Regions from separate parts of the Homo sapiens genome. Here region 2 is linked to region 1. A link is a loop called in an ENCODE intact Hi-C map of the cell type or tissue named here. Cell type or tissue: PC-3. All regions are shown on one strand. Links, peaks and the distances in the headings refer to the core of each region. The heading gives the core; the rest is flanking DNA. Region 1 overlaps ZMIZ1 (zinc finger MIZ-type containing 1). Region 2 overlaps LOC107984245 (a long non-coding RNA gene).

What was found. Hi-C counts contacts between places; a loop is a spot of excess contacts. Peaks named below come from ENCODE experiments on the same cell type or tissue, not always from the same donor. Only the 100,000 strongest peaks of a DNase experiment are listed, where the experiment ranks them.
Region 2: a loop joins it to region 1, with 11 times the contacts of the local background. A loop is called at or near these places in 21 of 110 quality-filtered maps.

What each region holds. Positions count from the first base shown.
Region 1 is chr10:79,187,919-79,203,156 of GRCh38, forward strand. It overlaps ZMIZ1 (zinc finger MIZ-type containing 1), which reads left to right. Exons shown (of 25, transcript NM_020338.4): 5 at 13,666-13,774. The coding sequence starts at 13,715. Among named protein-coding and RNA genes, the nearest start is that of ZMIZ1, 130 kb to the left of the region's middle. RefSeq lists enhancers at 1-139, 140-674, 2,282-2,816, 7,887-7,976, 13,065-13,565 and 1 more. In PC-3, for the core only: CTCF peaks have their summits at 7,707 (motif pointing left), 9,144 (motif pointing left) and 9,367; DNase peaks (open chromatin) are centred at 4,903, 7,393, 7,693 and 9,113.
Region 2 is chr10:78,423,803-78,439,040 of GRCh38, forward strand. It overlaps LOC107984245 (a long non-coding RNA gene), which reads right to left. Exons shown (of 3, transcript XR_001747513.2): 2 at 13,603-13,809; 3 at 8,027-10,638. Among named protein-coding and RNA genes, the nearest start is that of LINC00595, 160 kb to the left of the region's middle. RefSeq lists a silencer at 12,030-12,324. In PC-3, for the core only: a CTCF peak has its summit at 8,971; a DNase peak (open chromatin) is centred at 8,989; H3K27me3 peaks cover 3,505 bases.

The sequences.
Region 1 (15,238 bases), core at 3,172-11,171:
CTGGGCTTTGAAGTCTGATAGATCTGGGTTTGGATCTCAGCTTTGCCATCTTCTGATCTTGGGCAAGTTCCTTAGTTATTTTCAGCCTTAGTTTTCCCATCTGTAGATGGTGCCACTCATTCATTCTACCTTCGGCTATATTGTTATAAAGATAATTCACATAAAATACCAAATATGCTGCCTGACGTAGTACATAATGAAGGACACGCCTATTGTTCTTGTTACTATTCAGAATTATGAATGGAGATGTCAGTGTGACTGCAGGAGGGCCACCCACCTCTAGGGCCTCAGGTAGAGAATCCTGCCTGCTGCCTGGGCCACCTGGGCCTGCACACACCCTGGCTTCTGTGCCTCTGGCTGCAGTCATTGCTTGGATGGGACAGGGGAGGGTCATCTCCGCCTCAGGCAGCTCATGTGACCTTCCTACTCTGGCCTTTGCCCTTCCAGGAAGTGTTCTGGGCCGCTCTTCCCGCCCCCGAGCCAGTCTTGCTGGGGGAGGGAGCCCAGGGCGCCTTCAGGCAGGCTCGTGGCTGGTTGGGTATATCCAAGGTGGCCATGGCTTTCATGAAGCTGGACATGATACTGGATTCAGAATCCAGGATTCCGATCTTTCTGTGGCTTCTCTTCGCACAGACGTCTTTGTTTCTGGTCACGCCTTTGTGGCCAGAGCCCAGCTTGGAGCTAGGAATCTTCCTCCTGTCCCCCACCCCCCTAGTATCCCCTCCCCCAGTCTTTTACCCAGCCAGCTGGCCCTCCTTGCCTCTTCTGTGTCTCTCCTCCAGCCTCTCCACCCTTGGGCCACTCCCTTTAGGTCGGCATTTCTCAAAGCAAGTCCTGGGGAAAACTAGTTCTGTGGGATTTTAAAATGTGTTTAGTGAAAAAAGCATTTTTGCCATCCAGTAACACTGAGAAAAGCCAGATTTTGTAAGGCCCTTCCCATGCAAGCGTGCTTTCATGATCTCCCAGAGGAGGACAGAAGATGCAGCTTTCCCCAACTCATCTAACCGGGAATGCTTCGCTCAGGAGCACCTCCTGGGACCTGGTTTCCAAGAAACAGATCTGGGCAGAGCCATCTGGGGTGTCCCAGTCACCAGAGCACAGTGTGGCTTTTCTCTGATCTCCTGTCTTTATTAGAGATGGTGCCCAGGCAGACTTCATCTGGGCATCGAGGCCACTGCTGGAGGAGCTCACTTGTCCGAAAGCTCCTTCCCTAATCCATCCTTCCCTCTGGAACATTTGTGACTGTCCTTTGCCACTAAAACAGAGTCCCTCCAGCTCCTCAACCTGGCATTCTGGCCAATGGCATGGGACCCCTGCCTCCCTCTCAGCTGCAACCACCCAGGACTTCTGAGGCGCCCTGTTGAGCTCATGGTATGGTTCCCAGAGGGCCTGTAGAGTGGTGGTGTTTAACTCTGTCACGCAGGCACCCAAGTCTCTGGCTCCAGCTTCCTTCTGCCTCTGATGGAGCCGATAAGACCCACCAGGGCACTCTAGAGAGTGAATGTTCACCTGCTCAGGGCGAGGCTAAGTTTCCTAGTCACTAACCCAGTGAATCAGCACAGCAGCCTATGAAGTTGTACAATTATGGTTACTGTTGTTATTATTTATAGATGAGGGACCTGAGGCATACTGAGGCTAGCATTGTGCCCCAGGGCACAGAAGCCAGCAAGTGTCAGAGCCAGGATGCAAGCCCAGGCAGCCTGGTGCCCTTAACCACTAAGCTATACTGCCCATCTAAGATGGGGTGAAACATGGGTCAACTCGTGAGGTTATAACACCAAAGTGCTTTGTAAACTGTAGAGTGCTGTGCACATTAGACTTTCAAGTCACCAGGCAGCTTTGGAGCACCTAGCGTGATTTTTGTCTCTGTTGGTTTTCAGCAGGCAGCCAGGAAGCGTGTTTTCGGATTGCCTGTGGGGTGTCCAGCGTGTGCTTGGAGGGTTTCAGGAATGAGGGCCCTCTGCTCTTGGGCCGAGGTGGCTCAGTCCCCTGAGTAGCCTCACACCCAGAGACTCCACTAAATGAAGATCGGGCTAGACCCAGCTGACGCACGCCCCTCCCATGCCATGGGCTTTCTGGAGAGTAGAGCTTGATGAATCACTGTGCCAGCCTCAGCCCAGCTCCCACCCCCGGATCTAGGGATGCTAGAAATCTCCATAGGGAGCTGTGGGGGCTGCCCAGGGCCTCTGCAGGGAGAAGCATAGCTGCTTCCTAGTAAGAGCCAAGCCCCTGTTCCCATCACACTTGGCATGGGCACCCTGTCCTACCCCACCCCAACCCCCAAGGCGGCTTGGAGCTCCCCAGGGCAGGCCCGTTTGAGCTGTCTGTGGGCTGACCACAGGCCTGGCCTGGGCAGGCATCAGCAGGGGTGGACTGGATGTGGTTGGGGCAGTTGGGGCTCCTGAGGCCTGGGTGTGGGCCCTGACCCTGCCTCGGATCCACAGTGGGGCCTTCAAGGCTCTGCTCTACGCTCCCTGCCTCAGGCCTCCGTTTCCTCATCTGTAAATGTTAGGATAGGCCTGCGCAGATCCCAGATCACTTCCAGATCTAAGCCATGAGGACTTTTCATTGTTTTTCCATCTACCACTTTTAGCTCAAGTAAATGTCTGCCTTCTGATTCCTCTGTTTCCCCAATTTTTTGGTTTTTTAGAAATTAAAAAATATATATATACTAACAGTGAAGAGCAGCTAACTAAAGGAGTACACTCATGGGCTCAGGAGGAGCAGCCACTGCCCTGGGTCATTCACACCCCCTGTGTGGCTAGGTAGAAATCACCTACCCACTCAGAGCCTCAACTTTCTCATCCACAAACTGAAATAATACTTGTTTGCAGGCTACTGTGAGACTGTGATATAAGGTTGCTTGAAATAGGCCCACCCATCCATAGAGGCTCTTAGCTTGAAAAGAACCTGGCTGTGACTCTCAGTTTAGGGTAAAGAGCACAAAGTCAGGAAACGGGAAGTTTGCATGTGGATCTGCTTGGTGGCCTCAAGCTAAGCCCTCCCCTCTCTGGCCTCTGTTCACTGCCTTTTCAAAAATAGACCACCTAGAAGACTTCATCTCATGTGTTGGTACCAGGTGGTTAACAATGGCTGTGCAGAAGTGTATGTGGAGGATTGGCTGGGAGAGTGCAGTGATTGATTAGCCATGCCTGCTATGGGTGTGGGAGGTGGAGGGTTGTATGGATGCCACCTCCACCTCTTGCATACCAGAGCATTACCATCCCTATGCCAGCTGGTCCTTAAGGGCTGATCTAGTTCTGTCTAACTCTTCCTGGGGGATGCCATTAATCCTGCCCCTATTTGGAGCTCCTGCAGAATGCCAGGTGGGATTTGGAGCCTTGGGGAGCTGGGGGTAGGGAGGGGACAATGGAGAATACCTCCATTCCTGGAGCCAGGGTGTAGGAACATCTGCTAGGTATTTACAGCCTTCTAGAGGGCACCAGCTGGTGGTCGGGGGGGGTCCTGCCTCTGTCTACAGTCACATCCTTCCCTATATCCTCCAAGGGCCCTCGGGTAACTGTTCTCACCCCTCTCTTCCCCACTTCATGGCATCTGAGCCTTTGGAGTCACAGACAAGAGCCTTGAGGCAGAGCCAGGACAGGGACACTGCATGAGCACTGCTATCCTGGGAGAGGCTTGTGGCCTGGGCCCAGCACTGGACGGGCCTGTGACTCCCTATCTTCACCATCCTCAGCACTCCACAGCAGTGCTAGTCACCTTCCTCTCACTCAGGGAAGTTGGGGCTGGGGAAGGCAGTGTCTAGTTGAGGGAGGTCTGCCATATTCCCATGGAAAACATGATACAGAAAAACATGGGCTTTGTAATCAGACCTAGATTCAAATCCTGGCAGTTGTCAGTAGTGTGACCCTAAGCAAATCATTGCACCTCTCAGAGGCTCAGTTTCTTCATCTGTAGTAGCCTCTGTTTCTTCACCTGTAGTACTGTAATAATAATTGGACCAGCATATAGAGTTTTGAGGCTTAACTGATGTGACATAGAGAACCTAGTGTTTAGCACATATAGGTTTGATAGTTGTTCAGTACCTCTTTCCACTCTGAGGAAACAAAGTGTAGGGGTGTGGCCTCCTTGGGAATGAGAGAAAGCCCAAGGGGCCTTCTCCAGAGCTGAATCCAACCCTCCTTTGCCTCTGGGGAAGAGAAGCTGTCAGAGAAAGTTCACTGTGAGGTCAGGGATTTGGAGTATGGCCAGAGGATGGCAGGGGGGTTTGGCCTCAAGGGCATGGCCTCCTCTAAAGTGCCATGTGCCCAGAAAGACAAGGCACACCAAATGCAGCTAGGATCCCAGCCCTGTGTGGGTTGGGTCAGTGGGCTGGCCCCTTTGTCAGGGCCACATCACTGAGTGTTTCCCCAGGAAACTGTCACTTCTGAATTAACTTCTGTGTCCCAGGGCAGGTTGCTAGGCATAGCTGTGTGGGGCTGACTGTCATGAAGCCCCCACTCTGAAATGCCAAGGTTACATTATGTTATCCCACTAGCCAGCATTGACAATGGGTGTTCCCGTGAACAAGGATGGGTGTTGGGAGATTGGATCATGAAGAGAAGTGGGTCCACCCTTCCGGAAGCTTTGAGTGCCAAGCCAAAGCATCTGAACTCTGGTGGGGCAGTGTGGAGCCGTGTCAAGTCTTGGCACAGGAGCACTGCCCTGGTTGAGGAAGGAGGGACTGAATTCTGAAGAGTTGTGGTCCGAATGCAGAATTTCACTTTTTAAAACACTGTCCCCTAAGTATTCATTTGCTCAGCTCCTCAACACAGTGGGGCAGGGAGGAGATGGACTTTCCTGCTTGACAGATGAGGATGCAGGCTCAGGAAGGTGAAATACCCTCCCACAACCTCATAGCCAGGAGGTCTGGCTCTCAGGACCACTGCCTACCCAGGGGCCCCACCCTGTGCAATGACTCACGCTGGCCCGAGGGCCTGCTCCAGTTGTCCTGCTAAGAGCTGGAAGCAGCTGGCCCTGTGCAGCTGCCCGGAGCTGCCTCTTCCATCCCTCTCCCCATCTCGTCTCCTGTCTCTCTGCCCTTCTTTCTGACTTCCCTGAGGTAGGGCACAAAGTCACTCTCCTACTGTCCTTGCTTCACCACCACCCTCTTCCTCTGCATCCAGCCCGTGTGCCTGGTGCAGGCTACCGAGGTTTGGGAATGCGCGAGCCACCTGCGACGTGACCACAGGCAGCTTCCACACCTCTCTGAGCTTCTACTCATTACCTTTAAGGTGAGGAAGTCATCAGTCTACATCAGTGCTTGCCTAACCTTGGTCACTTTCATTCCGTTCATACTATGTTTAAAACAATTCTTTAATTCACTTAGGTCTGCTATTGCTACCTAATTTAACTGCATGCTAAATAATAACATTCATGAACTCATCAGTCCAAAAACTTCACTATGAGAATGTAAAAGGTTTGTCCATGGACCTTCTAAAGTCATCGTTATCCCACCAGAAGTACATGTATCTCTCTTTGGGAACCCTCAACGGGGTAACCAGTGTCTCTCTGAGTCCTAGGATCTTCTGATTATGGCTGGGTGATGGGTTTTTCAGCTCTCACCACCCTGGTTCTCATGTACACCCAGCAATGGGCGTGCGTCCACCTGCCTGTTCACCCATCTAATGAGTACCTGCTGAGTACGGAGCCCTGGGCTAGACTAAGGGATCTGTAACTGGAAGACATTCCAGCTGATGGAGAGACAGTTGCAAGGAGTCAGCCCTCATCTAGTGCTGCTACGATGGGGGTGTGTGACAGCGACATGGAGGGGATAGGGATGGAAACCAAGAAAGAGCACGAAAGAGTGACAGTTGAGCCATACCCTGATGGATGGGAGGTGTCCAGGCATTGCGGGCAGAGGGACAGTCAGAGGCAAAGACATGGAGGTGCGATCTTCAGAGCACAGTCCGGGAGGCAGGGAGCAGCCCCACGTTGGGGACAAGGGATGTGACTGAGAGTAGTGAGGGCTAGGGGCCAGGCCGAAAAGGATCCCAACTGATGCTGACATGTGCAGGTTGGCAGGTCATTGCTGAGCCCAGGGCTCATGAAGTTTGTCCCTTTGGGAGTCTAAGGCTGATGAAGGGGCTGTCTGGGATGTCCTCTGGACCCCTAGGCTTTCCCTTCTGGCTGTGTCTTGGAACGCAGCCTCTGCTCGCGGGCTGTAGGCAGAGCTGCCCACTCCTGCCACTGGCACCGCTTGCCCCAGGGGACCTAAGCTGCAGATGTGCATGGTGATTGAATCATTTCTGCACACCACTGCTCACACAGCTCCCCGGGGACCCCCACTTGCCTGTGCAAGCTGTCATGAGATGTGTGTGCTCAAGTGCATCTGTGTTGGCATCCAGCATGTGCACATACCTGCTGTGAAGTATGCAAGGGGTCACATGTGTATGTGCCTATGCACACGTGTGCTGTGCAGACGCCTCTCTCTGGGTGCGTGTGCATTATGTGGACTGATGAACTAGTGAGGCCTCAAAGGTGGGAAATAAAACACTTGTGTTGGGACAGCTGACTGTTCGGTTGGCTGCCACCCTTGGGAGCTAGCTGCCTGTGGAGCTCCACATTTCTGTGGGGCAGCTAGAAGCACCTCATCCCTGTGTCCAGTGAGGAGCCCCCTGAGGGCTGTTTGCCTCCCCCAGCCGTTGAGACCGTTGAGATGCTTCTCTCCTTGCTGACTTGGCAGCCCAGAGATATCCAGGGCTCTATTTGGACCTGTCAGAGGGGCTCCAGCCCAGCTCTGCTCACGATGCCCTCCGTGTCCTCTTCCTCTCCCCACCTCCGCTTCCCACCCTGCTGCATGAGGGCATGAGGCAGGTGTTCCCAGGCCTTTTCAGCTCTCAACGTTCTATCCTCCAAGCAGCCCTCTATACATAATAGCCGCTAACTTTTCTTGAACTAGTCTTCTGCACCAGGCGCCGCTAAGCATAGACACCCTCGCTCTGCTGGGTGGTGAGAAGTGTAAATGGAAGCTTGGTCCCGAAAGACGTCCCACGGGAGTTGGGAAGACCGAGCTGACCCCATGTTACCATCCAAAAACTTCCATTTGCCCAACTAAGCCCAGCCAAGCGTAAGGTGCAAGAAGAAGCACAGAGCTGTGAAAGGGGCAGCGTCTTGGCCTTGGGCTGCCCTGGAAGAACAGCTCCCGGGGCTGCCGGGCCTTCAGCCTCCCCATGGACCTGCCTTGGGACAGGCTTTGCAGCTTCAAAAGCAGGCATTCTCCTCTTGTGGGGATGGTGTTTTCTGAACAGCCGGAGCTCCTCACAGGGAATCCTAAGAGGCTGGTATTTGACAGGCTGCCAAAGGCTGGCCAGCCCGATCCTGTGCTTTGCAGACAGCGAAATGGAGGTCCAGCTCTCTGCCCTATTCACTCAGCAAAGCAGGGTCCTGATCCCCCATGCTGATTAGCTTTGCATGGCTCCTGGCTGCTCTGACCAGGAGACATGGCGGGGGTCCTGAGCCGGGATGGGGGTAGCCTGCTTGGTCTCACCCCCCATTCAGGGGCAGTAGGAAGGGCTGAGGCCACGGGTGCACCTGGGGCCAGGCCGACAGTGATCTGTTGGGCGGGAGCCCGGCCTCTCCGGCTATAGAGCTGCAGCCACGGAGGATTTGTAGCGACTTGTAAAGGCTTAAAGGAGTCCAGGAGCCCGGAGGCGGAGGCAGCGGCCCAGCTGAGTGGCGCTCTTGTGGCGAAGGGCGACCTCTGCTGGCCACCAGGTGCGTGTCACCTCCCAAAGGTGGCCGGTGTGCAGGGAGCCCAGTGATGTAAGTGACTGGATTTGGGCAGGTTGGGTGGAACAAGAAGGTCATCTCCTGGGGCCCAGTCACAGCCGGAGGTGGGGACTACCAGGAAGCTCTGACTGCCAGTCATGGGGAGTGCAAAGAACAGCACATTAACAGCTGGAAAGGTAGAGGGTTTGAATCTCAGCCCAGCAGCTTTCCGGCTGTGTCACCTTGGGCAATTTGCTTCACCTCTCTGAGCCTTTTAAGGATGAAGAAAATTAGCACTGCATAGGGCCTGGCCTGGTGCCTGAACATAGCAGGTGTAGAACAAATGGAAGATCCCAGCCTGCCCCTCAACAAGCTGTCTCTTGCATGCCTCCCTCAGCGCACCCTTCCTCTCTTTATGCCTGAGACCCTTTGCTCTCTAGGCCTTTGACCCTTTTACTCCAGAGACTGGAGCCTCCATCTCCTCCATTCCTGGGGTTAGTAACCGCAGTTCTCCATCATTGACCTCAACAGTTTAAAAATGTCACCTCACCTGTAGGTGCCTCCATAATCCGCTAGCCATTTGTTCTTTTATTAAGAAACACAGGACACAGCGCTGTCCCTGTGGTCTGCGATGTCCCTCCTGCCATCCATCTACCCACCCTTGGGTCTCACAGGTGTTGCAAGCCCAGACACTCACCCCTCGGTTCCTGTGAGCTGCAGCCCTGCCTGGGAGCAAAGCCCCCCTGGGACCTGGACCCAGCCCAGTGCCCCTTGGCCTTGAACAAAACACTGATGGGCCCCAGGCTCCTCAGAGTAAAACCAGTTGAGGCAGAGCGGGTAGATAGGGGACCTGAAAGCACCTTCGGCCCTTAATATTCCAGGAATCTTTCTGTCCAGAAGCCAGTTCAGTCCAGCCGCCGGCCTCCAGACAAGACTGCCCGTGACCCCACGTGGGGCCAGCCCGAAGGTGGACAGTCCCATCTCCCAGTTTGCTGTTAACTTCTTAAAGCAGGACCTGGGCCCCCGCTATGACTAAACAGAAAAGAACTGCCTCTGAGCCCTGTGGTCGCCAGCTGGGTGGATCTAAGCTCCTGTGCCTGCTTGGGGCTTCCAGGCAACAAGCATTTATCAAGGCCCACCGGGCTCTGCCCCCGGACACAATGTCAGGAGAAAGTTCCTCTTGAGAGGTAGACCCTTATGGGTCACTGACTTGCCCCTCTGCAGCATCCTGTTCTGCAGATGGGGAAACCAAGGCCAGGAAACCAGAGAAGCCCACTCGAAGTCCATCCTGGCTGGGGACACCTGGGTGCTCACTGGAGTGAGGGAGAGGACGGAGGGCCTGGAAGCACACCTGGAACCTCCACAGTGTGCAGGTCTGGCCCCCAGGTCACTTAGGTTTGTCAACAGCGCCCCCTGCTGGCTGCCTGGGCCACCGGTGGCCCTTTGTCCTGGTGGGCAGTGGCCTGCCGACAGCAGGATGAAGGCCTGCCGGGCATGAGGTTTCTTTGTACTTCTCTTCTGTCTCCTCCAGCTAGGAGCTGAGCCAACCCAGGCCTTTGTGGGATGGGTCTCCCTGTCCTGGCTGGCTGTGAAAGTTGAATTCTCTATTGGAACCCTGGCTACCAGTGTTCACCCATGCCCCCACGTGGGACCCAGGCCTTCACTGCCGCATGGGTATCACATGGTGCCTGGGAGACCACCAGGGTCCTTTGGCTCTGATGGGGCCTGGCACCAGGAACTGAGATGGCCTTGCTGAAGGTGGCACTGTCTTGCTCCTGCTCTGGGCTCTCTGTGTCCTTGTCTTCCACACCATGGTTTGTCCCTGACCCCAGGAGCCTTTGTCATGTGGATGCTGGCTGAGGGTCTGTGTGGGTAAACTCAGGAGGACAAATACAGCTCCCGCTTGGGTGACCTACAGAAGTAGCAAGCGGAGCTGCCCTGATTACGCCCCTGCCAACCCAGACCATACACACACACACACATACACACACACACACACACACACACACACACACCTGTACCCTGTCCCCTCCCCAGGACCTGTTCAAGAGTAAAAACTGTAAAGGGAAAGCCAGGATTCTAGAGCTGGCTCCTATCCAACAAGCTGTAACCTCCAAGCCTTAGTTTCTTCATCTGTAAAATGGGGATGTAACTACATTTTCTTATCTGTGCTGTGCCTGGACCAGTACCTGACTCATAGGAGGAGCTCAGCACATGGTCATCTAGTAGGTAAATGTGGGCTTGGACCAAGAGTTCCTTGAACACAAGAAAATGATTTCATTTTAATCTCCGCACGCCCAACCCATCTGGCCTAGGACCCCGCACAGTGTCGTTATTAAAAAGCATTTTGGCCAGGTGTGGTGGCTCACGCCTGTAATCCCAGCACTTTTGGAGGCTGAGATGGGTGGATCACGAGATCAAGAGATCGAGACCATCCTGGCTAACATGGTGAAACCCCATCTCTACTAAAAATACAAAAAACTAGCCGGACGTGGTGGTGGGCGCCTGTAGTCCCAGCTACTCGGGAGGCTGAGGCAGGAGAATGGCGTGAACCCGGGAGGCAGAGCTTGCAGTGAGTGGAGATCACGCCACTGCACTCCAGCCTGGGCGACAGACTCTGTCTCAAAAACAAACAAACAAACAAAAAAGCATTTCTTGGAGAGAAGAAGCATGTACAGATGAGCAAGTGGAGACTAAAGATGTTTGAGTGGATGAGTAGACAGGTGAACAGGCGGGCATTTGTTTTTATTATTGTTACTTATTTATTTTTAAATTTTCTTTTTGGATGCTCCCTCACCCCCCTCCTCCTTCCCCAGGCAGGTATTTCGATAGATAAATGATGGGTGGAGAAATTGGGCTTCAGGGTGTGACATGTGTGATAGGTGGTGGGTGGGATGAATGGAGGGATGGTTGGCAGGGTGAGGGTGGAAGAAATAAATATGGGTACAACCCCCACTTTCCCCTTCTTGCTGTAGAGCTCCAGAAAGCACTTATCAAAAATACAAATTCCCAGATGACCCAGCAACTCCACTTCTGAGCCTATGTTCTCTAGACTAATTCACACACGTGTGATGTGCCGATGTGAACGGTTATTCCTGCAGCACTGCAATGATAAAAATTTGGAGCCGGGCGCAGTCGCTCACGCCTGTAATCCCAGCACTTTGGGGGGCCGAGGTGGGCAGATTGCCTGAGGTCGGGAGTTCGAGACCAGCCTGGCCAGTATGGTGAAACCCCATCTCTATTAAAAATATAAAAATTAGCCAGGCGTGGTGGCAGGCGCCTGTAATCCCAGCTACTTGGGAAGCTAAGGCAGGAGAATCACTTGAACCTGGGAGGCGGAGGCTGCAGTGAGCCAAGATCACGCCATTGCACTCCGCCTGGGCAACAGAGCGAGACTCAGTCTCAAAAAAAAAAAAATTGGAAAAAGCTTCAGGGTCCCTCGTTTCAGGCTGGAGTGTGAGCCCCCAGAGCAGAGGGGCCTTGTCTGAGGGCTCAAGCCTTAGAACAGCACCTGGCAGGGGGCGATGGGCAGATGTTAGTTGGATAATGCTTCATCATACCTAGGAATACTGTGCGGCCATTAAAAAATGAAAAGGTGGCCAGGCGTGGTGGCTCACACCTGTAATCTCAGCACTTTGGGAGGCCGAGGCAGGGGAATCACGAGATCAGGAGATTGAGACCATCCTGGCTAACACAGTGAAACCCCGTCTCTGCTAAAAATACAAAAAATTAGCCAGGCATAGTGGCAGCACCTGTGGCCCCAGCTACTTGGGATGCTGAGGCTGGAGAATCGCTTGAACCTGGGAGGCAGAGGTTACAGTGAGCCAAGATTGCGCCACTGCACTCCAGCCTGGGCGACAAAGTGAAACTCCATCTCAAAAAAAAAAAGTTCTTTGTGTCTTGATGTGGAATAAACTTTGAGATGTATCATCAAGAGGGGGGAAAAGAAAGCAACATCCAAATAATGTGTATAGAATGTTATTATTTTATGTTTTTAAAAATGTGGCAAGAAATAGTGTGTGTAGATATTTGCTTCTAGATGAGACTCTCCAGAAGGGGGACTGATGGCACTGGTTCTCCTAGAAAGGGCACCAGGGGACTGGGGACGGGGTCTGGACCCAGGACTCGATATCTTTGTGGACTTTCTGATTTTTGAACCATGCAAATGAATTACCTGTTCAGACACACATGGAGCAATGAGAATTGCACCAAGAGCTACACATCCTTTAAAGCAATTGGAGGAGGAACAGGACTTTCTTCCAAAGGCTGGGGCCAGGCAATGGTGTTGGGTCCCTCAACAAGCGTGTGTAGAAGGCAGACAGGCAGACAGGCAGGCAGACACAACCTACACTTCCACCAGCTGCGAGGACTTGGCACATCTGGGGCCTCAGTTTCCTCATCTCTAAAATGGAGATGATCCTGGCCTTAGAGAGTGTGTGTGAAAAGGAAAGGAGAGAATGCAGGTGTCCAGCACGTGAAAAGTCCTGGCTGACATGGCCAGAGATGAGGGGTCTTTAGTGGGGAGTGCGACAGAGTAGCAGGGAAGGCTTAGGGCCCCAGGTCTCCTGTCCAGCACCCTGGGTGTGATCCAAGTGTCTGCAGCCTGAACTGTCCACTGGGGGCAGGAGGGCAAATCGAACTGGCAGCGGGCAGTCTTCTGCCTTGGCCCAAGGACCTGGACCCCTAACAGTGGGTGGACTAGGGCTGTACAGTCCTTCCTCTCTCTACCTAGATCCCCGCCTTTGCTGTGTGGCCTCCCTGGAGCGGCCTGGGGACTCCCAGGGCTTTTTCGAGCCGAAGGAGCTTCCTCCACTTAGCTCTGTCATCCAGAGGGAAGTCCCATTCATGCTAATGGCCCTGAGCACTCCCTTCTCCTGCACTTCAGGAAGGGTGAGCCTAGTGCCAAGCCATCCCTGCACCCGCACTGTCAGCCTTGCACAGTGGAAACCGCGGGCTGGCAGTCAGGAACCCTGGCTCCTGGTGTGGGCTCAGACACCACTTGATGTGCCACCCTGGCTTTTCCCTTTCTGTCTCTCAGCCTCAGTTTCTTTATCTAGAAAATGGGTGTGGTGCTCATTCTTATCCTCCTTTTCCAGGAGGGCAAAGTGAAAACAACAGAGTTGTGAGTGGTTTGTAAATTATGAACAACTCAAAGCCTGAGGGACTGGGGGAGGGCAGATGCCACCTGAGATCTCCACTCAGAGCACATGTGCATGTGCATGTGCACTGAGGGTCGTCATATGGGAAGGTCCCCCTGCATGCACATGTATGAACACACACACACATACACACGTACACACACACACGTGGGCCAAGCCCTGAACCAGGAATCCAAGGGGAATTGCCACCCCCTCCACCACCCAAAACACACATGCGCATACAGAAATGTGTGCACCTGGCTGGGCGTGGTGGCTCACACCTGTAATCCCAGCACTTTGGGAGCCTGAGGTGGGCGGATCACCTGAGGTCAGGAGTTCGAGACCAGCCTGGCCAACATGGTGAAACTCCGTCTCCACTAAAAATACAAAAATTAGCCGGGTGTGGTGGTAGACACCTGTATTCCCAGCTACTCAGGAGGCTGAGGCAGGAGAATCGCTTGAACCTGGGAGGCAGAGGTTGCAATGAGCCGAGATCGCGCCATTGCACTCCAGCCTAGGTGACAAGAGCAAAACTCCATCTCAAAAAAAAGAAAAGAGAAGAAATGTGTGCACCTGCATGTGCAGTTCCTTATCCCCTGGTGGGCATGCCTGCCCAGTGCTCACATGTGCCACACATGGAAAGCACCCAGAAGCATTTCCTGCCCTCAGCCCAGTGGGGTACCCCAGGTGCAGCCCCACAGGGCCCAGCAAAGGACTCTGGAACCTGCCAGTGTTGTGGCCAGAGGGCAGTTGGGAGGCTGCTCAAGGTTGGCAGGCCTGGCGTGATCCAGTGACAACCTCTCCTTTCTCTTCGCAGGCTGGACAACGTTCATGGCTCTCGGGTAGAACCTAGTGAAACGGCCAGAATGAATTCTATGGACAGGCACATCCAGCAGACCAATGACCGACTGCAGTGCATCAAGCAGGTGGGTGTGGGGCAAGGCACACTCCGAGGGCGGGGCAGATGGGGCGGGCTGCAGCAGCAGGGCATCTGGTGGGTTCTGGCTGGAGACGATGGCAGGGCCTCCTGACCACCTACCTATCGAGGCCGTTATTGGCATGCTGGCACTGACCAGCCTAATGCTGGAATCACATGCCTGGGTTTCAGTGCCAATGCTGCCCTGTCCCTTTCCACACCCTTCCCAGCTGTGTGACGTTGGGCCAGTGTTGTGGCCTCTCTGGGCTCTGTTTATGTGCAAGGATGTAGTGATGCACCTGGCACTTCCATCTCTCTCCCACCACCTCCCTCCCTAGAACTAAGCTCCCTGCCCCTTTGCTCCAGTCGTTCTCAAAAAAAAAAAAAAAAAAAAAAAGTCACAGGCTGGGTGTGGCAGCTTACGCCTGTAATCCCAGAACTTTGAGAGGCCAAGGTAGGAAGATTGTTCGAGCCCAGCCTGGGTAACATAGCAAGACCCTGTCTCAGAAAAAAAAAAAAAAAAAAAAAAAAAGAAAGAAAGAAAGAAGGAAGGAAGGAGGGAGAAAGAAAGAAAAGAAATTAAAGCTGAGAAAATTTAAAAATATTTACTAATTTATTTAAAAATAAGAACCCATTATAGGCTGGACCCAGTGATTCACACCTGTAATCTCAGCGCTTTGGGAGGCTAAGGGAGGAGGATCACTTGAAGCCAAGAATTTGAAACCAGCCTGGGCAACATAGTGAGACCCCATCTGTATTTTTTAAAAAAAGAAAAAAAAAGCCACAAGACAAGAGGTCCTAGGAAATCATATCATTTTACAGGAAAGGAAACAAGTACAGAGAGGGGAAGTGGGTAGCCTGAGTCCACTCAGCCCCTCTGGTGCTGGGAAGACCTAATTCCAGTGAGTGCCATGGTCCCCACCCTGCTGAAGCTCATACCAAGCCCAAGAGGCAAGCTGCCCAGGAGTTCCCCTATTTGGACTGCCGGGAGGTGGGGAACCTTTCACAGGGGCGCCCCCAAGCGGTGGCCAGGAGTGACGTGCCCACCTGCTGGGCCCAGCTCCCACTGCCCAGGCTGGCAGCTTCCCTGCACAGACCCACGAATGTTATTCACTCCAGGAAGGACCAGGTACAGTGAGAGGGGCATGGGCTTTGGTGTCAGACGCCTTGGACCCAAGTGCTCATTCCTTTATGGACCCATGGTGAGATCTCAAGCTAGTCCTCCATTTCTCTGAGCCTCAGCTTCCCCATTTGTCAAATGGGGCCTACCTCGTAGGATGCTGTGAGGATGTTGTGGGTGATGCACGTAGCCCAGCCCTGGTGTGTGGTGTCCATTGTCCTCAGTATGTCAGTGACAGGGAAGGGAGTGCTGGGGCTCAGGCCCCTGGCCTAGGCCAGCTTAGCAGGAAGCTCAGGCAACCAGCATGGGCTGCTGGCCCCTGGGCTTCCGCCAGGCAGAACTCACAGCCCCCTA
Region 2 (15,238 bases), core at 4,392-12,391, 760 kb before region 1:
GGAGTCTTGCTCTGTCGCCCAGGCTAGAGTGCAGTGGTGCCATCTCAGTTCACTGCAACCTCCGCCTCTCGGGTTCACGTGATTCTCGTGCCTCAGCCTCCCAAGTAGCAGGGATTACAGGCGCCCACCACCACACCAGGCTAATTTTTGTACTTTTAGTAGAGACGGGGTTTCACCGTCTTGGCCAGACTGGTCTCAAACTCCTGACCTTGTGATCCACCCGCCTCTGCCTCCCAAAGTGCTGGGATTGAGAGGTGAAGCCAGCTGGACTTCCTGGGTTGAGTGGGGACTTGGAGAACTTTTCTGTCTAGCTAGAGGACTGTAAATGCATCAATCAGCACTCTGTGTCTAGCTAAAGGATTGTAAATGCACCAATCAGCACTCTGTAAAAATGCACCAATCAGCGCTCTGTAAAATGGACCAATCAGTGCTCTGTAAAATGGACCAATCAGCACTCTGTAAAATGGACCAATCAGCAGGAGGTGGGCAGGGACAAATAAGGGAATAAAAGCTGGCCACCACCCCCCACTCCAAGCCAGCAGGCAACCTGCTCCAGTCACCTTCCATGCTGTGGAAGCTTTGTTCTTTCGCTGTTCACAAAAAATCTTATTGCTGCTCACTCTTTGGGTCTGTGCCACCTTTAAGAGCTGTAACACTCACCACAGAGGTCTGCAGCTTCATTCTTGAAGTCAGTGAGACCAAGAATCCATCAGAAGGAACCAACTCTGGACACATTAGGACATGGGCCTGGAGCTGCTGGGGCCATTTCTGCCACCTTGTAGGGACAGCCAGCTCGAGGATGAAGTCAACAGAGAAGAACGGAAGCTGAGAAACAGAACTAATCATTCCACCTAGCACCTGGGTTCAGCCAGGACTAACACTGGTCATGTGAGTTGATAACATTTATTTTTGGTTTAATCCAGGCTGAGCTGGGTTTCTTTCATGCTTAGACAAAAGTAAGTGCTGACCAAATCAAAGCTTTTTCCCTTGGCTGGGAAACCCTGATTCCCCAATGCAATGGCTCTGCTCATGTGGTGCTGAGGGCTTACACCAAGGTGGTAGAGAAGTCCCCTTGAATAGAACTAGGCTTTGGACTGCTGGGCTGCAGTATAATTGAGGTCCTGGAGAGGGAGCCAGTTCAGGGAAGAAAGCACCAATACCTTGAGCCTCAGTGCGAAGAAGAGCAGCCTGGAAGCAAATGTGTATATTTGCTTGAATTGATATATATATATTAATTCAACATCATTTATGGTAAAAACTTGCAGTGCAAGAATACAGTCTTGCACTGCAAGTTTTTACCATAAATGATATTGAATTGTGTCAATTTTTTTCAAGATTCTATTGAGATAATCATATAAATTCACTTATATTTGAATATTAAACTGACCTTTAATTCCTAGGATAAACCCCACTGGGTCATAGTGTATTATCATTTTTGTATTAACATACTGTTGAATACAATTTGCTCATATTTTAGCAGCATTTGTGCTCCATGAAGGGTATTGGTCTGTAGTTTTCTATTTTAATATATGCTTTCTGGTTTAGGTATCAGAATAAGTTTGCTCATAAAACAAATGGGGAAGAGTTTTCTTTGTTTTCTAAAATAATTTGATAGGTCTGATTTTTTTAAACCTAGTTTTTAAAAATAGAATCTGCCAGTGAAACTATTGGAACCTAGTGCTTTCCTTGTGGGAAGGTTTATAACTACAAATTCCATTTCGTTAGCACATACAGGGTTATTTATGCTTTCTATTTCTTCTTGAGTGAGCTTTGGTAATTTGCACATTTCAAGGAATTTTTACATTTTCTCTAAGTTGTTGAATTTGTGACATAAAATTGTTCATGCTATTTCCATATTAGCCATTTAATTAAAGTAGGGTCTGTAATATGTCGTTTTTTTCCTGGGATTGGTAAGGTGTGTCTTCTTTGTTTCTTGGTCAATCTGGCTAGAGGCCTAGCAATTGTCAATGGTACTAGTTTTTTGACCTTGTAGAACTACCAGCGTTTGTACTCATTTCCCTCTGTGTTTGTCATTTTCTACTTCAGTGTTTTATGCTCTTATTTTTACTATTTTCTTCCTTCTACTTTCTTTGGGTTTATTTTGTCCTTCTTTTTCTTCATTCATCAAATAGGGCCTTAAATGATTGACTTTAGGACTTTCTCCTTTCTGATATCAATACAAAGTTGTCATTGCATCTTAGAGCTGCTTTATCTGTATTTCACAAACTTCATAAGCTTTGTTTTTATTTTCATTTAGTTCAAAATATTTAAAAATCTCCCTTGTAATTCATTCTTTGAGCTATGGGTTATTTAAAAGTGCATTGTTTAATTTCTAAATATTTTGGGCTTGTGCATATATCTTATTATTATGATTTTAAAATTTAATCCCACTGTGGCCAGAGAACATACACAGTACTATGTCAATACTTTAAAACTTACTGGTATTTGTTTTATGTAAATTACCTTTTGTCATGCACACCAGACTATGTGGTAATGTACAGGTAAGTCAGGTCTTGTGGAAAAAAAAGGTCTGATTGGTAGTATTTGCCAATTTTCATGGTATAAATACTTGCACCGTGGCCAAATTCAACATAATGTTACTAAATGTACTATTGGAAAGAAATGTGCACAATTTTGTGAGCTGCTACAAGCCAGCTCCAGCACAACACTGGGAATATGGTCTACTTGGTAAGTATTCCACGTGCACTGGAAGTTATACGTATTTTGTTGTTGTTGGGTAGAGTGTTCCATAAAGGTCTATTTGGTTAAGTCTCCTATATCCTTATAGATTTTCTGTCTCCTTGTTCTGTCAATTACTGGTACCACTTTATGTGTGATATAAGAATCTTATAGCAATATAATTCCTTTCTTCCCTCCTGTCCTTTGTGCTGTTATTGTCACATATTTTACTTATACATACATTATAAACCCCACTCCACATTATTTTTACATTGTCATCAACCGCCTTTTAAGGAAAATAAGAAATTAGAAAACACAAATTTTTTTTTTTAACCTACCTGCATATTTAGCATTTCTGGGACTCTTCATTCATTTGTATAAACTTGATTTCTGTCTGATATTTTCCTTCAGCTAGAAGAACTTTGTTTAATAATTCTTATAATGCAGGTATGCTAGGGATAATGAAAATTTGTCTGAAAATTCTTTATTTTGTCTTTACTTTTGAAGGATATTTTCACTGGCTATAGAATTCTAGATCAACAGTCTCTTTTCCTTTCCTTTCTACACACTAGAGATGTTCCATCGTCTTCTGGCTTGCGTAGTTTCATGTGAGTCTTTATTACTTTTTAGTTATTTTACTCTGTACATGAGTATTTTTCCTCTGGTGACTTTTAAGATTTCTCATTTTCATAAACTTGGTTATGAAATGCCCTGATATGATTTTCTTTGTATTTATCCTGACTGGTGCTTTCTTGAGTTTTTTGACTATGTCAACTTATATTTTCAAAAACATTTAGAAAACTCAGCTAATACTTCTTCAAATAATTTTAATGCTCTCTTCCTTTTCTTTGAAGACTCTATATTATGTAATATAGTTGTGCTATTGTGATATAATAAAAAATACATATTCTGGCTTTTGTCACAGCTTCTGGTTCCCAGCTCCTACAACCCTCATAATTTCCCAAGTGACTAGAGCCATAGGTGTATTTTTTTGCTAAAAAAATTTAGACTTTTTTCCTCAGTTCCTGAAACAGCTGCATGGCAATACAAGTGAAAAACATGTGTTTTATTATTCACAGCAGGTCTCTTACAACCACACCTGAGTTTATATTAATGAAGTGATTATTTTTGGAAAGCCCTTAGATAATCACAGGATTGGGGCTGGTTGCCAGTGGGACTGACCATGTGATTGGAGGGTTGAAACTTTTGGCCCCACTCCCTCACCTTCTGAGAGGGAAGATGGGCTAAAAGTTGAGTTGATTACCAAATCACTGTGATATAATCAATCATGCTTACATAATGAAGCTTCCATAAAAACCCAAAAGGACAGAGTTCGAGGAGCTTCTAGGTTGGTAAATAAGAACACATTCATGCACTGGAAAGGTGGTGTGCCTCAAATCCACAGAGACAGAGCTCTTATGCTTGGGACCCTTCTGAATCATTTGTGTGTCTTTATCTGACTGTTCGATTGTGTTGTTTACAATAGTCTTTGTATTAAATGGGTAAGTGTAAGTATAACAAAATGTTTCCCTGAGTTCTGTGAGCTCTCTAGCAAATTAATTAAACCTGAGGAGAAGGTCATGGGACCGCCTAGTTTAGATCTGGTTAGTCACAAGGTATAAAACCCAGACTTACAATTAGCATCTGAAGTTGATGGGGACAGTCTTGTGGAACTGAGTCCTTCACCTATGGGATCTGACCCTGTCTCCAGGCAGATAGTATCAAACTGAATTGAATTATAGGACACCCAGCTGGTATCTGCTGAAGAACTGGTTGTTTGTGGAAAGAAATCTTCACACATTTTGGACACAGAAGTTTTCTGTGTTGTGTGCAAGGGTAGACAGAAAACAATGTGTTTTTTTCTTCAGAATGGTAGATCACTGAATATTGTCCTTTATGTCACTGAGGCTCTGTTTAATTTATTAGCTTTTTAAAAATATCTCTTTGCTTCTATTTGGATAGTTCTTGCCTTCTATTCAATCTTATTTACAACTTCTTTTTGCGATGTTTAATCTGCTATTAAGCCTGTCTGGTGAATATTCCATTTTAGATATTATATATTTTTTGGCTCTAGGTGTTCTGGATTAAAAAAACCTTTTATCTCTTCAGTGTGCTATGTTTTTCTTAAGCCTTGAATATATTTATAATAGCTGTTTTAAAGTTCTTTTCTGCGAATTCTATTACCTCTATAATTTCTGGTCTTGATTCTATAGGTTTGTCCTATTGAAATTTATTGGGTTACTTTTTAATTTTTTTTTTTTTGCATGTTTCGTTATTTTTAATTAGATGCTGGACATTGTGTGTTTGAAGTTATTGAATGTCTAGATTTTGTTGTGTGTGTGTGTTTTTTTCCCCCATAAAGCACATTGAGTTGTGTTCTGATAGCCAGTAGTTCACTTTCAGGTTATCTTGCACTTTTGAGCTTGGTTTTAAGTTTCATGGGATCTAAAGTAGTCTTTACTCAAAGGACAGCTAAGTTATACCACCAAGGTGTGCCTTTTATGAGACTTTTCCTAAATGCTCCAAGTGTTTGATAAGGTTTCTTTATTTGGTCAGAACTCAAATGTCTCTCAACCATACCAAGCTTTAGTATTTATTCAGCTTACAGTTCCCTGGTAGTTACTCCCTGTCTGGTGATTGTTCTTTGCCTGGCTTAATGGAGTCTTTACACATTTATAGCATAGTCTTCAGTCAAAGACTCAGGGGATCTTCATGACAATATCTGGACCTCCTCCTCTGCATAGCCTCTTCCTCTTTAGTTTTCTGCCCCACAAGTTCCAGCAGCCTCAGCCTTCCCAAACTTACATCTCTGTCTTTTCAGCTCACAGAGACTGCACGATGTGCTTGGGTTCTTGTGAACAATCGCCATGTCTGCTAAATGCTTCTAGGCAGAAATCTGCAGAATTGTAGGGCACATCTCCTTTGTTTTCTTTTTCTTAGTCACTACACTACTATGATGCCTGTTGTTCAGTGTCTGAAAACATTCGTTTTACGTATTTGTCCATACTTTTCCCCCATTTTAGATGATGTGGTAGGCAGAATATGGTCCCTTAAAGATGTTCACTCTGGAACTAGTGAATATGTTATGATATGTAGCGAAGGCAAGTTAAGATTGCAGATAAAATTAAGACTGCTAGTAAATTGACTTTAAAAGAGAGAGGTTATTTTGGATTATAATTGAAAAGGCTCCTAAAAGTGGAGGAGGAAGACAGAAGAGAGAGAAGCAGAAGGATGGCAGTGTGAGAAGGATTTGGCCCAACCTTGCTGGCTTTGAAGTTAGAAGAAAGAAAACATGAGCCAAGGGAAGCAGAAGCTGGAACAGGCAAAGAAATGGATTCTCCTGCAGCTTCCAGAAGGAACACAGCCTGCTGACACCTTGATTTCAGCCCACTGAGACTCATTTTGACTTCTCACCTCCAGATCAGATAATAAATGTATATTATGTGCAGCAGGAATAGGAAACTAATACAAGTGGGAGAGCTGTTCTGGTACTATCACTCTATCATGACTGAGAGGAGACATTTACTATTTTTATTTTTGTTTGTTTGTCTTTAAGAAAAAGATACTTGAGACCCACTACAGATATTTCGATTTGGTCAGAACAGGGGCATTAAGATTTTTTAAAATTTTCTTATTGTTCTAATGTGCACTCAAGGTTGAAAACCACTGACCCAGTCCAACCCTGTCAATTTACAGCTGAGGCCACTGAAGTGAAGAAGAGTTAGAGGCAAATGCGAGTGAAATTTCAGTCTGTTGCAAAAGACTCTGCCTAGAGGAAGGAGGGTAGGATATATGTTCTCCTAGGAGGCTGTCTTTTGGCATCCAGGCATTTACAATTGTGGCAGGAGGTCCGCAATGAACTTGGATGAGGGGTGTATGTCCTCAAAAATACAGGAGCAAAGACCAACCTATTAGCTATGCAAAACTGTGGATTTCTGCAGCCCTAAAATCAGTTCTATCAGCCTTATTACCACAGAAGTGCCCACCTATAGACCTGGTGTGAGTCATTGGTTGGTTTTGATCAAGTTGATGAGAATTCTGCTACTTAACAGACTTCAGCACTCTGGAGAACCACAGGGTGCATTCTGCCAATGCTCATATCAATTCCTTCTTCAGGTTTACATGGCAAGGGTGGCTCTCAGATCTCAATCATTCCATGCATTTAAAAAAACAGTATTTTCACCGAGCCAGCAGGTGCCAAACATTGCCTAGATTTTGGTGTTCAGTAGTGTTCTGCGATTTATTGATTCATGTTCAAAATTTAAGAGATTCTAAGATTCATTCCTTCATGAGCTCATTTGGTAAAAGTGTTTCTCCTTTCTTCTTCCCACCACTTTTCCATCCCTTCCCTTTCTTTCCCTTCTGTTTTCTCCCTTTGTAAAGTTAACCTTAGATTGGTCACATCTGGGCAGGTAGGTGCCTCCGCCAGTGGAGCACATTCAAGTTAATAAGGAGTTGGATCATTCCAGGACACCTTGACTGGAATATTTTGCTAATCCCACAATGTCTCTATATGGTTCTTAGCTGCTACCCAGCTTAGGATTTTAGGCTGATAACATCTTACACCTTTCTGTAGATGGTCAGATATTGCCTCTCTGCTTCTCTTTCCACAGTGTGTTCTGAGCTTTTCTTGGACCTCAACTTGCTGTTTAGTTTAGGAAATCTTAGCCAGCAAGCTGGCACTTTGTAGGTGGCTGGGGAAAGATGCAGAAGGCGAAGACAAAAGAGATGGTTAACACTTATGGAGTGTGTAAAACTGACCTGAGTGCTTGACCCTCAGAGCCAGGCTATAGACGGGTATTAAATATTACCTTTATTTTATATGAGAGGAGACCCAGGCACAGAGAGATTAAGTAACTTTTGTAGGAACACATAATAAATAAGTAGAAGATCTGGGATTTGTGCCCAAGCAGTCTAGAGTCTTACGTTTACTCTACTGTTAAAGGATCAGCCCTGCATTTGGATTAAGGTATGTAGCATCTCAAAGCCATGCTCCAAAGGACCAAAAGGCATTGCCTTTGCTGCTGGCCATATGCATGAGACCTCCTCCATAAGCTACCACAATTGAGTAAAAACATCAGTTGTCATAGTCTCTGCATTCAGACAGAGTCTGAATTTAGAGCCTCTATGTTCTAGTGTGTGCCCCTGGCTATCAGTTTTCTCATCTATAAAATGGGGCTAATAATACCTCTTTCAGAGAGCCATTATGAGGATTCAAATGAAATTGTGTATGTAAAGTGCCTGGCCCGGAGGGCCCACCACTTATTCAAGGGTGGACCTAGGGGAAGAAACGCTGCAAACTATTGATTGGCATCAGTGAAGAGCCCTAGAAAATGGAATGAAACAGTTTTATTTTTTACTTTTTATTTGAAATTAAAAAGTTACAAATATAGCACAGAGGGTTTCTGTACACCTTCACCTAGCTTTCCCTAATGTTAGCATCTTGTATAATTTATCAAAATCATTACATTAACAACATTGGGCAATACTGTTACTAAAATACAGACTTGATTCAGAGTTCACCAGTTTTTCTCTTAATATCCTTCCACTATTCCAGGATCCAATCCAGGCTCTCACGTTTCATTTAGCTGTCATTCTCCTTAATCCCCTCCAATCTGTGATGGTTCCTCAGAGCATCCTTGCCGTCCATGACCTTGACATTTGAAAGGGTACTGATGGGTGATTTTGTAGAATGCCCCTCAGTCTGATTGTCCCCCCATGATGAAATTGATGTTATGCATTTTTTGGCAAGAATACTATATACATGAAATGTCTTCTCTGTGCATCCTATCGGGGCGTGTGGTGATGTTGCTACGTCTTATTACTGGTGATGTTAACTTGGTCACTTGATTAAGGTGGCACCTACTGGGTTTCTCCACTGCAGATTACTGTATTTTCTTTCCCCTTTATAATTAGTAAATCTCTTGGGGGAGATACTTTGAGACAATTCGAACATGCTGCTTCTCCTCAAACTTTCACCCATTAATTTTAGCATACATCAGTGCGTCTTGTCTGCAATAATTATTACTGTGGTGTTCTAATGGTGTTTTTTTATTTCCCTTGTTCATGTCACATTTATTAATTGGAACTCTTCTGTAAGGAAGAGCTGCCTTCATTTATTTATTTATTCAGGTACTTATTTATAACCATGTGGACTCCTGGATTTTTATTTTATTCTAGGAGTTATAATTTGATACTCTCATGATGTATTTTGTTGCTCAAATTGTTCCAGCCTTGGGCCTTGGGGACTCTCTTAGTTGTTTCCTCTGTCCTTTTGGCGTGTGGGGGCAGCATTTACCAGATCAGCCAAGGCCCAGAGCCCAGGGCACACAGTGGAGGTCTGGGCAGCTGGAGTTTGCTTTAAGGCTGTGAGAGCTGGGAAGTGAGAGTGGAATCAGAAAAGATGGTGGTGCTCCACACCCCTTCTCCATGTAGAATCTGCCTCTGTAAGACCCACTCAACTGTGACATTTCACCGGACCAATCTTATTTCCCTGACTCATTCTACAGCTGAGGAAATTAAGGCCCCAGGAAGAGAAGGGCCTTGCTGGAGGCCACAGAGCAAGTTGGGTGGAAGGAGAGATTGGGGAGCAGCATGGGCTGGGGCTTTGTCCTTGCCATCCCAGGCTGACACCCCTTCCCCCACACAGTGCCTGACTGCAGAGTAGCCTGTTCCAGAATCTGGGCCGCCAAGGGCCGAGGAAAGTTTGTTCCATCAGCAGAAGCCCAGGAAATGGGAGGCTCCTGGTGCAAAGTTTCTTCAGGAAGCCCTGGGGCTGTTGGCTCTGCTCCTTCTCCTTTTTGCCCAGCTGAAAGGGAGGGGGTATTCTGTTCCAAATCTCCAGCTCCAGCTCAGTGGGGGCCTCTAATCCCCTTCTGGCTCAGGGACACGGTCAGCCAGGTCTGGTGGAGGTGCTCCCAGAGAGCAGATTTCTGCAGGCCTGGGAACAGGGTGCCATGAGGCCCCAGGCCTATCCATACAAGGGCTGGGAATGTTAGCAGCAGAGTGCAGAAAACAAGCACAGGGTTAGAGCTGACAATAAGTTCTGTGAGAGTCAGGGGCTATGTTAACAGAGATCCAGTGTGCAGAACGAGGAAGGTGACAAGCCGATACAATATACAGGACCAGCCTGCAGTAAATTCTCCAACATCTGAGCTCTTCCAGTCCTGACTATCTGCACAAATACTAGGCTCCAGGCTGTATGGAGACATATCACACCCATGGAAAATAGAAAAATCTCCCTGAAATCCTGGAAGCACATACGGAAAGCATTGGTTGTGAGGTCTGCTCAACACTTTCTTACCTACAGGGAGCTTTCCTTTCTAACACACATTTAATCCTCACTGTCTCCATAAGGCAGGCAGGACAGGGGTTAGGATCACCATTTTACAGATGCCGCAGCTAAAGCCTGAAAGAGGAAGGGGTGTGGCCTTCTCCAGGGAGTGCAGTGATTCCAGAAAGAACCAGACCTTGCAGTCTTATGTTCTGGGCTTTCCCACAACAGTAGCCTGTCTTTGGGGCTGGTTCTCCGATATCTGACATAACCAACAGCCACGGGTGAGCAGTCCCTGGGTTCCGTAGGGGCTTTGGAAAGTCCTCTGAGCATTACTAGTGCTTCTGCAGGGGGGACTGTGAGCATGGGTGGATCGGGACAGAGCAGAGGCCCCCCACAAGAGCCATCAGCGCTGACCAGCTGAAGGACTGAGCAGAGTGTGTGTGTGCAGGTGTGTGTGTGCACATGACCGAGGGGGTGGCATGTGCTTGGCAGGGTCTGCAGAGAGGCTGTTGGCCAGGTCTTCACTCTCATCTGGCTTTGGCTTCATACTTCCTTCCCTGGCAGGACTGGGGAGGCCAAAGCGCACAGATGGCCATCTGGCTGGCACTTTAGGACACGGTCCAGTGCACACTTGCAGACTTCTCCTCCCCCACTCCTTCTCTGCTTCGGTGGCTCTATCAGCTCTGCAAAGGAGAGACAGGGCCAGGTCAGAGATGCACCGTGGAGTGGTCTGCAGGGGGCTCAGGGCACAGCACTTCTGGCTTCAGAATTTTAAAAGTTCAGTGCTGGGGAGGATGAGGACAGTTCCTCCCAAGCATCACTGCAGCAACTCTGTGTCTTCCAGAGTTTTGGGGGTGGAGGATACAAGAAGGGGAGGGAGGTAAGAGGTTCTGGGGCAAGAGGTGAGAGCTGGGGATGGGAACTAGCTCTGGTCCCAGCTCACATGCCTACATACTCCGTACCCCGGCCAGATAGCCAGATTTTGCAACAATGAGTGGACATCCCAGTTAAATTTTCATTTCAGATAAACCATGAAAATTGTTTAAGATACGCATGTCTCATTGCAATATTAGGACATGCTAAAAAATTATTGGCTCTTTAACTGCAATGCAGACTTACCTGGGCACCCTGTATTTTATCTAGCAATCTTGTGCCCTGGGTGTGTGGGATGGTGGACCCTCTGTGGGCCTTTGTTGCCTGCCAGCATCACGAAGATGATGGGTAGGGCCAGGGACAGTGGAGGACCCACCTTGTCCGTGGGGATGGATTCTTCCTGTTTCATACCAGGCCCATTGTCCAGTGATGGGCAGGGCAGGCACCTCGAGAGTCCATGGAGACGTGTCGGGGAATCAGTGAGTCAGACCTGCTCTCACAGAACCCCCAGTTTCCTCTCCCCCTCACGGAATGGGTCAGCCTGAGTGAACTGCTGGCACTGTTGCACGAGAGGACCAGCTCAGGGGCTGTCCTGGGTCACGAGGGTGCCCTTTCAAAGGGTCCTGCACTGTCTGCCTATTTCAGGACTTCTCCTGCTTGTCATCTAACCCTGTTCTTGACAACTGCAGAAGGAGGCCAGAGAGGGGAATAGGATTGCTAAGGCCACACAACACGTAGTGATGAAGCCAGAAGCAGCCCTCCACCCACCCAACTCCCTGCCCTGTGTCCTTTGGGAAAATACCTGCCTGGCCCTGCACAGTGTTCCCTGAGCAGAGGAGGGTTATCCTTGGGACCATGGGGGTTCTGCCCAATGAAGCCTAATAGAGCTTAGAGGGGGTTGCCCAAAATGTGTTACATTTCTTGCAGCCAATCTGGCCTTGCTAACCGCTTAAGCACAAACAATTCCATATGTCCAACGGGCTGATTAGCCACAGAGAGATGGGAAGGGGCCGGTCACAAATAAGGATCTATATTAACGAAAGATCCAGTGATAGAGGTCCAGCTGAAGAAAATTAAAAAGATTGTGTTTTCAAACACTGCCCCCCAACAGAGGAATTTTTCTAGCTACAAGTGAGTGCCTTACAAATTTCAGACACTAATGTATTGACAAAAACAAACAAACAAAAGTTGAAATGCAGGAAACCTCCTGGGCCCGATAGAAATCTCAATGAGGTCCTATCTGCTTGGGTTTGTTAAAAAAATGCAACTAACAATAATATCTGACACAAAATTCTTCCATGGTCTGGACGCCTCTCATCCATTGTTCTCTGGAAAAATGTCTCTTTAAGCATCTGCACGTTGGCGGTCGTTAGGGGGAAAGAGCTCAGCAGAGTTTTGTTTATTTATTTATGTCCTTTTGCTGTATTCTGATAAAGCACAGGCAGGCAGGCGGCACAGCATCTGGCTTCTTGGAAAAATGGCTGCATGGAGGATTGGGGGCCCTGGCTCCAGACACAGGGGCATGAGTGGGGGTCTCAGAGCACACAGTGATTCCATCCTCTCCAGCAACTGGTGCTGCAGTGAAATCTCCCAGGGGTCCCAGCTTCCCCTGCGGACATTCCCCAGTCCTTCTCGGGGCACCCCCTGCTCTCTCCTTAGTTCTGAGGACGAGGCAGCCTGGCTAGTGGAAAGCCATGAGTTTTGGAGTCTGGCAGACTAGGGCTTAAGTGCTGCTTTCACTCCTGATTAGCTGGGGGAGGCAGAGTGAGGAGCCACATACCTCCTGGCCTCCCTGGGAAACGAGTTGATCCTTCCTGCCTCGCATAGCCATCAAAGGGTTCACTAGCACAGGGGACAGGCACTGACGACTGTCACCTCATTTGCCCAGTGGGATGAAGCCTTCCTCCCCTGACCCAGCATGGATTCAGCCTAAAGATGGTCTCTAGGTTGCACCAGGGAAGCTCCTGCAGGCACGGACAGTGCCTCTCTCCCTCCAGACAGACCCTGTATTAGGAACCCGAGTGAGAACATAAAATTTACTTGCTGAGTGTCTTCCAATGGCCCAGGAAAGGCTCTAAAGATCGGGGTGTTTCATTCCAGGGAACTGCCTGGGACATAAATGTGAATTACTGCAGTTCTGCAGCGTCCAACAATAGCACCGGTGTCCACAATAGAAACTTCAGCCATGGCGGCTTTGCACACTGTGGCTACTTTGCTAAAGACCTCATGTAAATCAGCATGCCCCCCAGCTGCCACAGAAAACCCCAAGTTCACTTCCCCCAACTCCACACTGCTCAGATGCCGGAAAGTTCTTCCTTCTGTGGAACAGATCATCTGTCTCCTTTAGCTTCTGCACATTTACCTTGCTTTTGCCCCACAGAGACTCCCAGGCCAATCTGGCCTCCTGCTTGGGGACAAGTCACCCAGGGGATTAAAGACAGATCTCAGGCCCCACGGACCAGTCCTGCCCTCAGTCTGCATCCCTGCTCCCTCTGTGGTCTTCGTTGGAGGGTCTCTGCCTGCCTCCTGCCCTCCCCTTGCCTATCTCTGGTCTCTCTCCTCCAGGACTCAGCTCCATGACAACAGGCCTCTTTCCTTGGCAGGAAACCCGTGCTGAAGCCTGGCCATGTCCAAGAGTGCCAATCCAAGAGCAAAAACACAATCCATTTCATTTCTGTAACCCCAGCTTCCTGATTCCCAGACTATGGTGGAGCTGATGTATTCTTAAGTAGGAAGACACATTTATTTCCTCTTTAATCAAACCAGGAAATTACCTGGAAGATTCAGAGAGTTTGAATCACTTGTGTAAGGTCACACAGCAACTCAGTAGTCCGGCCATCTTGGGAAACCAAGACTCTGACCTCCTGGACTGGGTTCCTTCCTCGAGAACCTCTGTGGTAACCAGTTTGGCTCTTCAGGCTGGGGAGGACCTGTAGCTGACAGCAATCGACGAGATTCAGTGCTATGTCTATTGTAAGTGTCTGTGTTGAGAAAACGGAAACCACAGAAAAACCATCAGACCTTCCCAGGGCTACAGACACACTGGGCTTCTGTCCACCTGCTCAGAGTCCAACATGGATCTGGAAATCAGCTCACCTGAAGGCCCTGCAGCCCAGTGCAATGTGTCTAAGAGCAGGAGAAGGAGAGGAAAAGCATGCACAGCTCTCCTGGCTCCCCCACCCCCAGAGGAAGTCCAAATCATTCAGAAAAGCAGATACCAGAATATTCTGAATTTCCAGTAAGGTTTCCCTTCCCAGGAAACGTGTGGTCTGGGGAAGGACAGAGACACCTATGGGTGGGGCCGCGAGCCCCTCCGGCTTCACAGGAGGAACATTTCCTGAGCACCATGGCCCCTTTCATTTGTAGCCTGCCACCCCCAGTGGAAGTGCATTAAAAACACACACACACACACACACACACACACACAATGCTTCAGAGGTCTGCCTTTGCCAGGAACTCTAGAAATAACTCGCTGAGAAACATCTCCATCTCATACTCACCACCTACAGAGAAAACGGTCCAATACGCTGGCAGCTTGGCATGGGGAGAGGCTCAGAGAGGGGAATGCAGGAGTGAGGCTGTGTGGGGGGTTGGTGGGGGCCCCACGGCTCACAGGCCATAGCTGTCAGGGCCCTCTGCACATCTGGGCTCAAACACCGGCCCTGCCACCTGCTGGCAGTGTGACTTTAGGAGAGGTGAGCACCCTCTGGGCTTTGGGGACCTCATCTGTAAATGGGGCTGATCACGTATGACCTTGTCCACAGAAAAGTTACAGCATGCCGGGTAGGAACAAAGTGCAGCTGGTTCTGGAGTCCAGGCAGGATAAGGGAAGGTCCCTGGATGAGAAAGGACAATGCAGGATCAGAGGGGCCAGTGGTGGCAGGTTCCTCTCATTTCCTCCTACTGTGAATGCATTGTATTCTCTGGGACTTTTGGTCTGTTATCAGGAGAGAAGGACAAATGATGTGTTAAGTCTAGCTAGCACCCCTATTGTGAAGATAGGGAAACTGAGGCCCACAGAATGTGGGTGTCTTCCTGAAGTCACAGAAAGGGAAGCTGCTGAGCTAGGCTCTTGCCACCCATGCTGGACTGCTGCCACCCATGCTGGACTCTGCATGTCCTAGCAAACCCCTTGGGGAGCTGTGCACCTCTGAGGGCATGAAGCCTGGGCACGTCTGCAGGAATCCAGAATGTGTTGCCACCCGGGCCTGTCTTCTGCATTTCCCTACAAAAGTGACCAGCACTGAAGTCAAATGGACAGCTAGAGAGGGGAAAGGGACCCAGCTCTGTCCCTTTCCAGGTTGTGGCATGGTGCATGGGGCTTGACTCTGTGGGCATCATCTGCCTATCTGTGAAATGAGGACATGACTCTTACCTCCTAGGACCACTGGTGAGCATTAGTCATTCATC